Linked DNA regions of Homo sapiens: region 1 is linked to region 2. A link is a loop called in an ENCODE intact Hi-C map of the cell type or tissue named here. Cell type or tissue: endothelial cell of umbilical vein. All regions are shown on one strand. Each heading gives the region's core, and the rest is flanking DNA. Links, peaks and the distances in the headings are about the cores only.

Region 1 (8,361 bases), core at 144-8,143, 82 kb after region 2:
TGAGGATCACTGGAGGACAATGAGGGAGATACAGACTTGAATGGTTTTATTTGTCAAAGCTGAGGCTCTGCTGACCTTAGAGTTTCATTAAAGTTGGAAGATACATTTTGACAACTCACAGAAGGCATGAAAAATAGGTGCTTCCTGGAGCAGTGGGTTGGATAAGGGTATTTTACATAAATTTTCTCTGGGACCCATGATTATAAATTTGCTAAACCAAGTGACACACACTGGGTCAGAATGGAACTCCTCCCTTTTCTTTGTTCTCCACTTCTCACCAAGGCATGAGACTCCAGCTCCACCACACCTCTGTGACCTCTCCTCCTAATTTCCCCTGACGCTGCTCAGCATTCATTACCCCCTCCAGGTTGACTACAACGTGCTGGGCTGTCTAACCTCGTGTCTCTCCTAATTCATGCTAACTGATGGCACCACAGTGCAGTTTGGAGGCTGGGTGTCTTGGGAGAGCGGGAAGTGCAGCATCTTACTGTGTTCTATTGTCATTTTTGTTTGCAAACCATTTCAGTTCTCCCTGTAAGCCTTCTGGAAATTAACAGCATGGGAGATATAACTTCATATATTGGGATTTCCGTTTGAGAAAAACTTCCATAAAAGTTGTATCCAAACATACAAGAATGAAACAAAGCTTGCTGCTTTGGTGTTAGGGACTGAATTGTGTTCCCTTAAAATTCATGTGTTGGAAGTCCTAATCCCAAGTAACTCAGAATGTATCTGCATTTGGAGATAAGGTATTTAAAGAGGTAATTAAGTTAAAATGAGGTCATTAGGGTGGGCTCTAACCCAGTATGACTGGTGTCCTTATAAGAAGAGGAGCTTAGGACACAAACACACAGAGAAACCCTGGGAAGCCACCTGCAAACCAAGGAGAGGGGCCTCGGGAGAAACCAAAGCTGCCAACACCTTGATGTTGGACTTCCCAGCCTCCAGAACAGGAGAAAATCCGTTTCTATAGTGAAGCCACCCAGTCCGTGGTATTGTGTTACAGCAGCCCTAGCACACTAAGCCACATAGTAATTTTTAATGTTGCAAAAGCCAAATAGTGACTAGAAGCCTGATGTTCAAGCTGATTCAGGGGAAATTACCCTCTTCATCACACTTTGTTCAAGGCCACAAGTCCCTGACCCAGACTCTTTATTCACATAAATCCCCTCCTCTGTGCCCCTTCTTCCTCCGCCAAGAACTTAATGATGTTTGTTCTTACAGCCACTGCCTTTATATCCTTCCTATGGCACCTAGTCTTCCAACCCGACACCTAAGCTTAATGTGACCTGAAAAGAGGAGGGACACACAGACTTGCATGTTCATGCTGAGGGGCAGGAATTCTGAAAGGACTAGAATGCCTGGGAATTTGGGTAGCCTAACTGATACTGTTGTGAAATACGTATTTTTAAAGATGATGAGAACTCATCTAAAAGCTCATTTCTCACTCCAAGTCTCACAGTTCATTGTAGACTCTGAACGTTATAATAGAAAGGGACTGAATTAAGATGAGAGAAGAGACAAGGGTGAAGGATGGGCAGAAAGGCAGAGCTGTTTGAAGCCGTTCATTGGTTCAACACACATTTGAGTCCCCACCATGTGTAGGAGCTACAGGTATGGTGGACAGCAAAAGCTACACAGTCATTGCCTTTGGGGAGCTTCTGCACACATAGGAGATACACACATACGTTTGTACATATACATTGCAATATGCAATCACAAACTGTAGGAACTTCTATGAGAAGAAAGTGCCAATGGCTTTGAGAGTGAGCTCAGCGTGATCTGCTCTGGTATCAGGGGCAAGGAAGGCTTATCTGAGCAGGACCTCTGAGTTTGTGCCACATGGAATCCATGGTCTCTTAGCTAACACTCACCCCACTCTACTTCCTCCCTCAGGCCAGAAGCCTGAAGACTACATTTTCCAGACTCATCTGCCAGCTGATTATGCTCATGGGAGGCAGTGGCAGGATACTGGAAAGTAGGAGGCAGGGAGAAGCCATGTGTTTTCTTGATTCTAGCAGTGACAGCAGCAATAGCAACAGCAATAGTGACAGCAGTGACAAAAGCAATAATGGTGGTGGTCGTAGTAGTGCCAAGAGTAACTGAGAGCTCTTGAGTTCCTCCTTGGGCAGTCAAGTTCCATCAGCAGCAGCCTCAGCAGCACAGCGGTCATGGGCTCTGGTGACATGGTGTTCGCTTCTGTGCACTCAGCCCTAGAGGTGGAGTGGCGTCCTAAAATTACCAATCTTTGAGTCATTTTGCCTTCCTCTTTGTTCTCCCACCATTCCAAGACCTCTGTTACCAATTTCCTGAATTGAACTCCCTATTTTAAAAACATAGAGCAGTTTTGCTTCCCTGAATAAACAAAATATTCCTAAAATAGCTCCAGGAAACTGATTCAAAGATAGGATCTGGGATTGATTATCTGAGTTGGCGTGCATGAGATGATGACCTCAATGCCAGTGGAAAATAAGATACTGGTAGTCCATGGGATGCTGTAGCAAATTGTTAGTTAAATTATCACTGCTGACTGCTTGAGATGAAGTGCATATGGAAGGTAAGGCTTCCTTCTCCCTGTGGAGACCAAGTGGTGATTGCAACTATTTTGGAGGGAGCAATAAATATAAAGACTCTGAATGAACTGACTATTTCTGAATGCACTGGTGAGTTCACAGAAAGAAAACTACAAACTTGGGGCTTAAATATCTCAGCTAATGCCATGGTCCAAGAGCCAAAAAGCTTTGATAACAGCACAGAAAGAACCTCTTATCTCTTAACAGCCAAAGAGCCAATTTAGCTAAAAAGACAGACCTAGAATCTGATCCTGTAGGTTGCAGAATTATAATGAACAGACCCACCCAGATCTCTTATGTGACCTATGAGTGTATAATCAATCAACCAATCCAGTTACTGCTGTAGGTCTTGGGTATAAAAGTGAACCAGACCAACAGTACTTCTACCCTCAAAGAAGTCCACACAAAGATCTGGAAGAAAGGTATTCCAAGCAGAGGAAAGAGCAAGTGCAAAGCACTGAAATGGAGTCAGCTTGGTGTGTGCGAGGGACAGAAGAAATGTCATCCTGGAATGCAGTGCATATGGAGGAGAGTAGAGGGAGGTAAGGCCAGGGAGACAGGCAGGAAGCAAGTCTGGCAAGGTCACTGCAGGCCATTGTGAACACTTGTTTTATTCTGGTCTAATAAAAACCATTTGGAAGTGCTAAGCAGGTGGTGTAATGCAATACAATTCTGACACTAACCACCCAGAGTCAGCACTGACTCCACAAGCCAAAAGGCATGGTCTCCAACAGCACTGTCCCTATTTAGAAACCAGCTGCAAGTTTGAGGGTCTTCAGACCACCCACACTTCTGACCAACTAGCTACAAATTCTAAGATTTTCATGGCCCCCTCAGGTTTGTTAATTGTTAGAATGACTCACAGAACTCCCGTGAACTAAAGTACGCAGGAGAGTACTGGTAATTACAGTTTTATGATAAAGGATACAAATCCGAAGCAGGCAAACAAACAGACACACAGGGCAAGATCCAGAAGGATCCCACACATAGAGCTCCTGTGCCCTCTTTCCCCATAGAATCAGGACGTGTCACCCTCCCAGCACCAACCAGGAAGCTCCACTAAACTTCTGTGTTGAGTTTCTATTAGAATTTCGTTACCCAGGCATGTTTCAATGAATTATTGGCCCACATGATTAGACTCAATCTCCAGCTTCCCTCCCCTCTCCAGAGATCCGGCTGATATCACATAGCTCAAAGCTCCAACCTTCTAATCTCATGGTTGGTCTTTCTGACTCAGCCTACCCACATCCTGAATCTTCTCATTTGCAGAAGCTGTCTAGAGGCCTAGCATGAGTCACCTCATTAGCATAAGCAATCAGGACCCACCATGGATAACAAAGACAACTTGGAAAATTCCAATGGTATTAGAGTCTCCATGCCAGGAACTAGGACAAAGACCAGAGAAATTATTATACAATAGCAGGAGAATATCATAATCTGAGTTAAATTTTAGAAAGATCACTGCAGCTACTATACGGAGGGGTTGACGAGAAGAGGCAAGAGTGGAGCTTACAGTGGCATTCTAACTGGACTGTTCCTAGGAAGACACCTTGGCTGTCTTTGGGCTGCCTAATCTCTCTTGGTCCATTCTCCAAACCTGGTTCCTAGCCTTCTCATTGATCCTATGAGCTACATCATATCCTTAGAGTAAATATTTTCTGCTAAGTTAACTAGAATTTGTTTCTGCTATTTTCTACCAAGTACTCTATTACATACACTCTTTCTCTTTCTACCATGAGGCTGCCATAGTTTCTCTTCCAGAAAATAGAATGTGGCTATTCTATTTCGTGTTCCTAAGTCACATGTTCCATCTTCAGACACCCACACTGGTTTTCAGTTCCATTTCCAAATTCCTAGGGAAGAGAGTTTGATCATTCCATTTTAGGTCATAGGTACTCTGTTAGTCCAATCAAGTGTGGCTAAGAAAGCAGGGTCATGTAGTACAAAATCGTTGCTAGGGCTTCATTGCCCAAAATTATTGTTACGTAGAATAGACACCCCAAATGTTGCTTCCTACAAATAGATGGAATTTAAGTAGCCAAGGAGGAAAAAGAATGAATTTTAAGAAGGAAAACATGAATTGATGATGCATAGAAGCTGGAATGGTTGTGGCATTTTCAAACAATAGGAAAGATTCTGGCCAAACCAGAGCAGAGGCATCTGATAGGAAGTGGAGGAGGTGTGGGCTTGACTGGGAAGTGTGAAGCCATTCTATGGAGGCCCTGAACATCCGGCAGAAAAGTTTCAACGTGTGAAGAAAATTGGAAGCCACTGGACTTGTCTTGGCTGGGGAAGATTCTGAAAAGTATTATCTAAACAGCAGTAGCAAGTTGAATTGGAGGGGCCATGAGTTTTGGAGTCCATTGGAGGTGATGCTTACAAAGAGTGAGAGACATTAAGATTTTTTAAAAATAAGATAAGATACAGTCGTTTTCTGTGTATGGAAAATGAAAGAGAAATAAATCATAGTTATGCTCACAAAATTAGTTAATGACAGAGTACCATGAATTGCAAAGCTATAAACACCCAATTTGTGAATCTTCTCTAAAAAAGAATAGCCAGTTGCATACAGAGCTCTTTCTGTGCTTGTTCCTCTGGTAGCCTCTACCCTTTGAGAAGCAATAGCATGGCTTGGGACTGCAAAGAACTCTCAAATCTAATGAATAGCTTCTTTCTTCTTTAGGAAATCATGCATTTTTGCTGACTCAGCTCAGGGTAACCACTATAGGAAATTTATTTTTAATATGCATGCACATCCTTTTTAAGGGCCTTTTCTCCCTCTTTCCTCTTATCTAACTTTTGCTCAATTATCTCAGAAGAAAATGTCCCATTTTGTCCCCTTTTTCTTCCATTTGTAAGCCAAAGAAAAATGACCCTAATCATGTATGATAAGCCTAAAGTAGTGCCAGTGATACAACCATATGAGGAAAAAGGAAAGCCATAAATTTGGAAGTGACACTTAATGTCATAAAGAGCCAGTAACATCAAATTAGAAAGTCCTGGAAAGGGCCCAAATTTCCCTTCGGAATCTCCACCACGGTACTCATCTATATTTTCAGCCCTTAATTAAATCTGCTTTCCGCTGTGCTTTTCATTCACCATTTAGTAAAAATGAAAACCTTTCTTAATAAATTTCAGAGATGGGAGATTAAATTACTTACATACATGCCAATACAGCAATGGAATTTTTTACTTAATTTTTTCTTGTAAATACATCATATGGCATCAATATAAATGAGTATGAATGACTTTAGTGGGCTAATCTGGGTACCCACCTGCATTTATAATACCATTTTTATAAGAAAATGCGTTCTATCTTCAAGCAAACAGACTTGCAGGCTGATTTCTGGAAATCTAGTTTTCGAAAGTTGAACACTGTTTAATTCTATAAAAATATTCTAATGAGAAATGCAAAATTGTATAATTACTTTAAGTATGAAATTGTATAATTATTTTAAGTCCAATAATGGAGAATTCCAACATGCAAGTTTAATGCATGTGACTTCCTTTTCTCACCACTTAATTGGTTTTGGTAAGCAGCCAGTTCTTTATTTGTTGTTCTTAAGCTGTCATTACAAATTCTGCTAGCTTACAGGGTAAAAAAACATGAGCTGGAGGTAGGGGTTTGGCTGCATGAGTTTTCTAAATATATTTATTAATGCTTCTTAAATTATCTTCAAAGCTGGGTATCTCCCTCAGTTTGCAGCATCTTGTCACTTGGTTTAGAACCACGATCTCACTTTAATGTCCATATAGCCAGATGCAGCTGCATTTATTTACATTTTTTAAATGAATGAAACTTTTAACTTGTTGACATATTGGAGAGTCTAAAAATGTCCCATTTAAACTCATCCTCACAACTACATCCGCATGGGTGGCTATTGAATTAGCCCCACTTTGCAGCAGAGCTGATTTTCAAGAGAAATGTTTGAGTAAAATTGAAGGGTTTAGAAAGCCTTATTATTGGGTGACACAGAAGAAACTACTTTGGTTGCATTTCAAGTTTCCAACTGAAATTTCAAGTCAGGGCCATGAGACAAAACCACAGGAGCAAAATGAAACGAGAGTGCAGCTGCATTTCCATGTAAGTTGGCCCGTAGGATACTTCCCCAGGAACTAGATGATTTTCTTTTGAACTTTTAGCTACGGTGAAGAAAGATCAGAAATTTTGAAGCTATGAGACATACTTCAAGGCCAGCCTCCCAATTACCCACGTTGTGTGCTGTGAATAGTACCCATTCATTCATTGATATTTATTGAGAGGCTTACTATGAGTAAAGCTCTGTGTGATCAATGTTACACGAATACAGAAAGGAATAAAATTCAGTGCACCCTCAAGGAGCTTACAATCTGGAGGGAAGGCAATTAACTATAATATAAAGCATATAGTACTTCTCAGAAGAAGTACTAGAATAGAAAATAAGCAAAATATAGAAACAGAATACAGAAAGACAAAGTTCAAAATACAGAAAGACAAAGTAGGGAATGATTAGTTCTAACTAGGTGGCACAGGGAAAGGTAGAGAGGTGGGTCTACCTCTCACGGATAGCATAAGCAAAAACATGGAGGTATGAATGGCATATTTAGTGAAGGGCAAGTAGTGCAGTATGGCCAGTATGGGGCAGTGACCAGCATGGGGCATAAGGAAGGCATAGGGTAGGTTGGGACTGAATCCTAGAGCGTTGTAAAGTCCCAGCCTGGAACTGAACCACGTATCTTGGAGAGCAAGGAGCCACTGATGATTCTGAGGAGGTAAAACTATCTGAACTGGATCAGAGAGAAAGATAACTCATGCAACAATGAAGAAAAGTCGAAGTTGGAAATTTGATATGTCATGAAGCTACTGAAATAATCCATAAGAGTCAAAAAGTACTTAAATTATAGCAGAATCAAGGTATTGGACTGGGAAGAAAGTTCAAAGGAAGAAAGGACAGAACTTGGCAATTGATGATTTGGATGTCAAGAGACCCTGGAGTTTAAAGAGAATGGAGAACAAGAAATGGAAGACGACTGAGGCTTCTGGCCCAAATGAAAGCAAGGGTAGAAGTCCTAATAGCCATGATAAGTAAATACGGCAAGAGGAGCAGTATGCAGGATGACATGTTAAATTAAGTGTGCTAAGTTTTAGTTACGGAAGAGAAATGCATGGGAAAATATCCAGGAGACCACTGGAAATCTGTGTTAGCCACAAGAAATTTAGAGGTGAATATAGGTGAGCCCCCTCAGACAGAGAATCTGAGCAGGAAAACATGGGAAGATAAAACTTGAGGAAAGGTACATTTAAACAGTAAGTAGAGGCTGGGCATAATAGGCTTATGCCTGTAATCGCAGCACTTTGGGAGACTGAGGCAGGAGAATCACTTGAGACCAGGAGTTCGAGACCAGCCTGAGCAACATGAAACACCATCTCTACAAAAAAAAAAAAAAAAAAAAATGTAATTAGCTGGGCTAGGTGGCCATTCCTGTAGTCCCAGCTACTCAGGAGGCTGAGGTGGGAGGATCACATAAACCCAGGAGTTAGAGGTTATGGTGAGCTCTGATTGCACCACTACATTCCGGGCTGGGCAACACGCAAGACCCTGTCTCTTAAAAAAAAAAAAAGAGAGAGAGAGAGAGAGAAGGAGGAGGAGGCAGGGAGAATCATAGAGAAGGCATTGTCCAAGATGTAGTAAAGAGGCCGATGTTCTTCCTTGTAGCTAAAGGATGGGGTACTGGGAGGCATGGGGTTTGAAAACTCCACCAAATAAAAGCTCTTCAAGATTGCTACCTGTATATATAGCAACCTCAT
Region 2 (8,361 bases), core at 327-8,326:
ACCTGTAATCCCAGCTACTCAGGAGGCTGAGGCAGGAGAATTGCTTGAACCCGGGAGGCAGAGGTTGCAGTGAGCCGAGATCACGCCACTGCACTCCAGCCTGGGTGACAGAGCAAGATTCTGTCTCGGGGGGTGAAAAGAAAAAAAACAGATATACATTGCTTCAGTCCAGAAAGGCGGGACAACTCAAAGTGGGGGTGGCAGGTGGTTGGGGGGGAGTTCCAGGTCCTGGGTAGATTTAAATTTTTTCTGATTGACAGGTAGCAGGCTTCAGAGAGAACAGACTGTAAATATTGCTTATCAGACTTAAGGTCTGTGTTGATGTTAAATGCTAGTTGGTGTTTCCTGAATTCCAAAAGGGAGGAGGGCATAATGACACATGTCCCACCTCCCTTCCCCTCATGGCCTAAACCAGCCTTTCAGGTTAACTTTCGAGTGCCCTGGCCAGGGAGGGAGCCCATTCAGATGGTTGGGCGTGGGGGGCCTTTGAGTTTTATTTTTGGTTTACAGACTATTACTCAACCTTAAAAAGGAGAGAAATGCTGACACAGGCTACAATATGATGAACCTTGAAGACATTATGCTGAGTAAAAAAAGCCAATCACAGCAGGACAAATACTGTATGATTCCACTTATATGTGGTGTCTAGAAGTAGATCAGTTTAGAGGGACAAGGTAGAATGGTGGTGGCCAGGGGCTTGGGGAGGAGAGAATGGGGAGCTACTGTTTAATGGGCACAGAGTTTCTGTTTGGGAAGGGGAAAAAGTTCTGGAGATGGATGGTGGTGATGGTTATAAAACAATGTGAATGCACTTAGTGCCATTAAGCTGTACACTTAAAAACGGTTTAAAAAAAGTAAATGTCATATACGTATTTTACAACAAATTTTTTTAAGTTAAGGGAGCCAGACTGAGCCCCAAGTAGAAACTGCAGGGTAGGGTGAGATCCCTTTTGCTCTCAGGTAGCCGGCGAATACAGAGACAGTTGAGCGAAGCGTAGAAGCAGGATAGAACTAGAGAAAATGAATAACTTGACAGGGTGGGCTAAGTCTAGATCTGGGCTAGACTATTAAACAATAGAGTCTGAACAGAAATACCCAGTCTGATTCAAACTCAATTAGTGCCTATACACATTCCAGAGGCAGAGGTAAAAGAGACAGCCCCTGCCCTCCATTTGCTGACCAGCAACAGGGCCTGTATCAATCCTTCGGCTGGAGTAATCTAATCATTCTTTCAAGACAATGGCCTCTGAGACTCAGGTGGTGATGAAAGGTTCTGTTCTCAGAGCCCGTGTCCCAAGCAGGAGTGCCAAGGCCCATCGTGGCAGTGGCAGAAAGCAGGCAGCCCCCTGGAGAGAGAAGCCATTCCCTCTGACAACAGCACCCCGGGCCCCTGAGCCTCATTATCAGACTGACTCGTGGGTCCGAGATGGCAGCGCATTGACTCCCCTTCCAGAGTCACAGAGCAGACTGCAGGAGCGGGCCTCAGTCCCCACGGGTCTGCTAGTGTACACAGGACCCACTGCACACTGCCAGACATACCATCCTAGCCAGACGTGGCTCCTGCAGCCAGCCACCACTGTCCCCAAAGTCACAGGCTCCCTCTTTTCTTCAAAAGAATGAGACCCACAGGCCAGGTGCGGTGGCTCACGCCTGTAATCCCAGCACTTTGGGAGACCGAGGCGGGAGGATCACAAGGTCAGAAGTTCGAGACCAGCCTGAACAACATGGTGAAACCCCGTCTCTACTAAAAATACAAAAATTAGCTGGGTGTGGTGGCACGTGCCTGTAATCCCAGCTATTCAGGAGGCTGAGGCAGGAGAATTGCTTGAACCCGGGGGCAGAGGTTGCAGTGAGCCGAGATCACATCACTGCACTCCAGCCTGGGTGACAGAGCCAGACCTCGTCTCAAAACAACAAAAAAAAGAATGAGACCCACAAGCTTCTGGGTTCATAAGCCAGAATGAGGCTACCAAAGAGGTGACTTTTTTCTGCTTTCATGGTCAGTCTGAGAGCCACCATCAGTCATGCGCTCAACACGTGTCCACCATGTCCTCCTAAGTCCCGTGAACACATATATTGGACACCAAGAGCCCTGTTCTCCATCCACCCCTGCTTCACTTAGAAAGTCCAGGCACAGGCACACAGAAGTGTGTAAGAACACAGGTTTGTACCTGGAGAAGAACAAACAACCCACACAAGTTTGCCAGGTTGTAGGAGCCTGTGGTAGGTTGGAGTGAGCAGAGTTGCTGATGATGAGACCCAGGCTCGTCAGTGACAGCACATGGAAAACTTAGATCCAAGAGGCAAGAAGGCTCTGCTTGTAGAAAGAATAAATAGACATATCTACGGTGCAATAAAGTCTACCTGTGGGGTTGGGGCTGTGAGATGGGGAGTTGTGGGAGACCGGCTGGAGAGGTAGGTCAATGCTATGTTGTAATAGGCTTCCAACCCCAAATTGAGCGGTTTGGACGTTATCCTACAGGCAGTTTATGTCGATCCCATGAGACCTCAAGATTAGTCTTCAATCCCCATGCCCTAGAGCAGGGATCATCTTAACCAAGATTCTCAAGTCTTTTAATGCCCAGGACACTGTGCACACAGAAATGGTGGTGGCCCCATTACAGTCTATCAGCCTAATCTTTAGATATATTTTTTAGTTTTTTGTTTGGGCTTTATTTTAGCATATGCAAGAATGTCCCTGTTTGCTTCTCTTTCTATGCCAAATTAAAAATATTTGCGAGTCTGATCATTATGCCCTGGATTTGTATTCAGAAACCAGTTCAGGATCTAGCTGTGCATTTAGAGTTTTCAGTGACCAGTTTGTGGGAGTTAAGCAGATTCCAAGTGTCATTAAGAAATGCAGGCAACCCTCAGCTAACCCTGTTAAGATGCAGACACTCTGGCTATGAATGATCCCAAACAGCAACCACTTCCAACCCTGCAGATCTGAGTTGGTTACTCATGCAAATGACCTCACTATTTGTAGCAGAGCTCACTTAATGCTTCTTCTCTAGATTAAAACAGTTCAGCTTATTTTTCTAAAGACCCTCCAGGTCCTAGAAGAAGAAGCAACTCAGAAGCAATGTGAATGGCAAGGATTTCAGCCTGGAATTTAATATCTGCCTTATCTAACCCACAAGGGGACTATCTACACCTAGTTGTCAAAGGATGGAAGAAAGGTGTATTTCACAATCTATGATTAAAAAAAAAATGGGTATTACAAGATAGCAGTGGGATCGCTATCTTGAAGCACAAAATCAACATACGTGATGTTGGAGAGACTAGCGTGCAGCCCCCTGCATCAGCCTCGACATCATCCTCTGCTTTTGGGCATAGACATGGGTTGCTGGGCTACAGTCACCATCTGACAGCCCTTTCCTGTCACAGCTCGTCTTCTTTGGTGTCTGTTGTTCACAACCTCTCCCCAGCAGTGCCCTCCTCCACACCTTCAACCACCCTGATCTATCCCATCCACCATCTCCCCTCCACTTAATTCTGGATTGAAGCTCAGTTAGCCTCCCTTACACAGAGAGAGCTACCAAGTCTAGGATTCCATGGGCCTTCAGCAGAGCCCAAAAATGTGCTTTTTTTCTTTTGAGACGGAGTCTCGCTCTGTCGCCCAGGCTGGAGTGCAGTGGCGCCATCTCAGCTCACTGCCAGCTCTGTCTCCTGGGTTCACACCATTCCCCTGCCTCAGCATCCCGAGTAGCTGGGACTATAGGCGCCCACCACCACGCCTGGCTAATTTTTTTTTTATTTTATTTTTAGGAGAGATGGGGTTTCACCATGTTAGCCAGGATGATCTCCATCTCCTGACCTCATGATCCGCCCGCCTAGGCCTCCCAAAGTGCTGGGATTACAGGCGTGAGCCACCACGCCCGGACAAAAATGTGCATTTTTAGTAAGCATCCAGATGATTGTCATAACCAGGTAAGTCTGGGAAAGTATTCATTGAGGAGGAGTCTATCAAGCTTAAGCTGGCTGTAATAAATTATCCAGATCCTTATTTATTGGCAATCACTGAGTTCCCACCATACTGCCCCATGCTGGACACTGAGGCCACAAGTGAGGGCAACAGTTTCTGCCCTCCAGAAGCTTATAGTCCAAGCACAGAGACAAATACAACAGTGGGACTCAGACCTGGGGACAGGTTCAGAGGACAAGTGGACTCAGATCGCCAGGGAGAATGCGGCTTCCTAGAGGACAAAGGCTGCAGCAGAGCCAGTCGGGTGAAGAATGAAGTGGGGAACAGCATTCCAGGGAGACAGAACAGCCCATTTGGGAATTGCAAGAAGGTGAGGATATCTGGAACACAGAAAATGCAAAATGTGGCTAAACAGTTAACCGGGACCTGGTCCTCCCAGCCCTCTAAACTTTGAAAGCGAGAGAAACCAGAAAAAGCTTTAGTCTGGGAATAACATGGAAGGATCCTTTCAGGTATTAGATCACTCTTGGTAGCCATGAGTGGGGTGGTTTAGTCCAGGGGAGATGATAACCAAGGAGGCCAGCTTGGAAGGGACCACGATGCTCTGAGAAACAGCAAATGGGGGCCTGAACCAAGGCAGGGATGGGAAGCATGGAAGGGAGGGGACAGACATGGCTGGTGACTACAGAAGGAGCAGATGGGGTAGAGAGGGTCTCTGGGTGAAGACTAAACCCACTGGGGCTGTGAGGAGTGAGGAGGGCATGAAGACAAGCTCGGCTGGGATCCAACTGTGGGGCATGGGGCAGGTGGCCCCATGGACACACAGGTCAGTGTCGGGGGACAGGTCTGGGAGGCCAGGAAACTACCAACATGGAGAGGAAGGTACAGAAAGAAGAACCCACAGGGGAGATGGAGGAGAAACAGGGCCCCAGAAAAACAACATTTGAAAGCAGTTGCAAAGAAGACACGGACAGCAGTCTCAAAGCCACGGAGAGGCCAAGATAAGCACTAAATGGTGCCCAGAGATTGCCACAGACCACTGATGTCCTCATCAAGTGCTGAGCTGAGAAGGGGCGGGGGCACAAGTCAGGTGGCCAGAAAGGAAACAAGTGTCTTTGGAAAAGAGATAAGATACACAAATAGCAAAATGCTGACACTTGCCAATTCTGAGTGGTGGATGCAGAGGGCTTTGTTTTATTAGTCTCCGTGGTTTCTGAGTGTCTGATGTCAGAATCCAAAGAGGTGACGGCAGGCAGGATGTGGTGAGACAAAACCACTCTGCAAGGGAAGAGAGGTTGAGCAGCATTTAGAGGGCCTGGGGACCAAAGGCTTGTCTGCAGCTCAGAGGCACCACAGCCTTTGAATCTGCCAGGGGGTGGGGACGGGTGGACCTGCGAAGGGCAGTGGCTGAAGACACAGACAGGTGGGGAAAAGTGATGGAGCAATGTCCACAGATAACTAGGAGGGGAGGAAGTGGCCTCAGATGAGGGACAGACTCTGCTGCTTCTGAGTCTGAGAAGGAAAAATAAATCATTAATCAGAATTCTGGGGAGGGGCAGGATCCTGAGGCATCCCTGTCTGATCATCTCTATCTTCTCCAGGAGCTGGAATTAAAGTCATCTGCTCAGAGGCAGTCAGGGGTGGGGGACAGTTTTGGGAGCTTCAGGGGGCTCTGAGAAAATGACAACAATCTACAACAGTGTTGTGGAAGCTGAAGGAACTGACTCACATCCAGCTGATGAGTTAGAAGGCAATACTGAGGCCAGCTAAGGTCAAACCGTGCATCCGCCTGGGACCCAGCAGCTCCCGGGTACCTGGGGTGAGAGAAGAGAGGGAAGAGAGTAGACTCCTGGGAGACTGAGGCATCCACTACAGGAGCGACAGGAAACAGAGGACGCAGCAGTGGAGAGCAGCAGCAGGAGCTAAGTGGTGGATGATGAGGGGTAATGACACAGAGGAGGAAGTAAATCCTAGAGGAGCGATGCATTGAGAGAAGAAGGAAAAGCCACAGTCAAAGGAGGGCCAAGAGCCCCTGGGGCAGCAGAGTGCGGGAGTAGAGAACAGGGAGCTCACTGCAGAGGCAGGTCCAGGGCAGGTCAGGGGGCTCAGGGACCACAAAGATGGAAGTGGTCACTAGAGGGGAGGTCAGATAACCAACAGCACCCAGCACCTTGCAGGACAGCAAGGACAGGACAGTGACCAGGAGCCAAGTCCTCAGTGGTGCCCAGTGGAGGGGCCCATAGGAGTGAGTCAGATGATGGTGGCAAAGGCACCATCCAGATAGCACAGCTACTGAAGAATAAGGCCCCAGAGGAACCTGTTTGCAGACTTACTGGGAGAGAGGTCCACAGCAGAAAACAAGTCCAGAGGGCAAAGCGCAGAGCCATGTGGATATACAGAAGGGAAAAGCACCAGGTAGCCAGAGGGGCTAGAGTGAGGCAAGGGCCTGGGCACAGCTTCAGGGCCAGTATAGGCAAGAGCTCCAATTGCCTGGCAAGAGCCTCACAACATTCACTGCCTTTAATGTTTGTTCAGTAACTCAAAAGTCAAAGACAAGTTACTTTAGTGTCTCTAACATCCAACCCCAGTGAGGCCTTGAAACCTCACCAAACAGTTGGGATTGGGGCTGGTTCCTGATTGTTTTAGGTGACCTGTGAATTCTGCACACTTCTCTCCTCTCCTCTCTAACATGACTGCAGTGGAAATACAATGATGACGTAAGCTTTCTTTTTCAGGGAGAGTTATTGCAATGCAAACAAGGATAAAGCGGCAAGCAACGCAAACAATGATAAGGTGCCATGCATCAATCCAGACATTACATTTTCCAGAAGGTGTTCTCTCCAGGGATAGCCAGTGCTTCTCCCCAATCTGCTCCTCTGAAAGAGAACCAGCTCCACTATCATCAAGAAGGGCCCTATACCCCATGGCAATGGCCAGTCTTCTTTGCAATAATTAGCTTCCAAAGTTTCAAAGTGCCAAGGCATGGGGGAAAATGCACATTGTCCAAACTACCCAGAAAGTAGTCCTTAAGAAGCAGCCAGAAGCCAAATCAGAAACGAGTTACTGTTAGTCTGTTCTCCCACTGCTAATAAAGACATACCTGAGACTGGGTAATTTACAAAGAAAAGAAGTTTAATGGACTCACAGTTCAGCATGGCTGTGAGGAGGCCTCATGATCATGGCAGAAGGTGAAGGAGGAGCAAAGGCATGTCTTACATGGCGGCAAGCAAGAGAGCATGTGCAGGAGAACTGCCCTTTATAAAACCATCAGATCTCATGAGACTTATTCACTATCATGAGAACAGCACAAAAAAAACCCCATCCCCCACGATTCAATTACCTCCCACCAGATCCTTCCCACAACACGTGGAGATTATGAGAGCTACAATTCAAGATGAGATTTGGGTGTGAACATAGCCAAAACATATCACTATGTCAACTGGAAATGCGTCAAGCCAGAAGGAAACAAGAATTTGTCCTATGAGTATTTATACCAAACACTCTCTATGTGTCAGGCACTGTTCTGGGCTCTGGAGAAACAATGGTAAAGTAGAAAACGTCCCTGCTCTCATGGAGCTTCCTTCCACTTCAGCTGTGGGGCAATGGACAGTGACGGAGGGAGGAGATAAAAGGGGGATGGAGCAGGCTGGAGCTGCGGACATCCCACCTGAAAGTGAGATGCCAGAACGGACAGGGGCATCACAAGTAGAACAGAAAGTGGAGACCAAGTAAGACCTGGCAGTGAGTGCAGTACCCTCATCTGAGTAGGCCAAGGCAGGGTCATAAAAAAACAGGCTATTTATTGTCAACCCCAAGCATCCTACCATTTCACATAAACCCATTTTTTGTTTCCAGGTGGGTACTGTGAGAAACTGAGATGTTTACTAGACTTCCAGAGGCTGAGCCTGTGACAAGGTGGAACTGGCAAAACACTCCACCATGAAGACATCTTCTCTAACAAAACTGCCTCTCGGCACATATGTATGTCATCCCTGTCCAGGGCCATTTAAACCCTCAAACAGCAAATGCTGCTGTGAATCCAAAGAAATTTCAAGGTGAGATGGTGCATCAGATCTTTCTAGGGAATTTTATTGGGAATTAATTTTATTTGTAAATTGTCAAAACTCATAGTGACTCCAAATATAAAAACTTCAAAAGCTAAAGACCTGAAATTCAGTACTGAATCTTTGATCTTTTCAAAGAATAGCTTCATCTGTGTTTATATAAATGAGACACACTGCAAACAGGCTTAACCGAGCCGGAGCAGAGAAGGCTCTTGTGAGTAAACACCATTCATTTTATACTGGCTGGAAATACATATCACTTCACATCAAAAACCCTTTAGAACGCTTTTTTTTCCTTCTAAACGTCCACATGCAATTTTTTTTTCTTAGAAATGGGGTCTCACTATGTTGCCTAGGCTGGTCTCAAACTCC

What was found. A loop is a pair of places that touch in the nucleus more often than their neighbours do. Peaks named below come from ENCODE experiments on the same cell type or tissue, not always from the same donor. Only the 100,000 strongest peaks of a DNase experiment are listed, where the experiment ranks them.
Region 1: a loop joins it to region 2, with 7 times the contacts of the local background. A loop is called at or near these places in 3 of 110 quality-filtered maps.

Annotation. Positions count from the first base shown.
Region 1 is chr1:224,538,477-224,546,837 of GRCh38, reverse strand. It overlaps a transcript of CNIH3 not described here. Among named protein-coding and RNA genes, the nearest start is that of CNIH3-AS2, 74 kb to the left of the region's middle. In endothelial cell of umbilical vein, for the core only: no CTCF peak of the experiment used is centred there; DNase peaks (open chromatin) are centred at 2,327, 3,807, 4,727 and 6,117; H3K27ac peaks cover 4,035 bases.
Region 2 is chr1:224,620,791-224,629,151 of GRCh38, reverse strand. All of the region lies in intron 1 of CNIH3 (cornichon family AMPA receptor auxiliary protein 3), which reads right to left. Among named protein-coding and RNA genes, the nearest start is that of CNIH3, 8.7 kb to the right of the region's middle. RefSeq lists a silencer at 6,127-6,290. In endothelial cell of umbilical vein, for the core only: no CTCF peak of the experiment used is centred there; a DNase peak (open chromatin) is centred at 5,121; H3K27ac peaks cover 1,091 bases.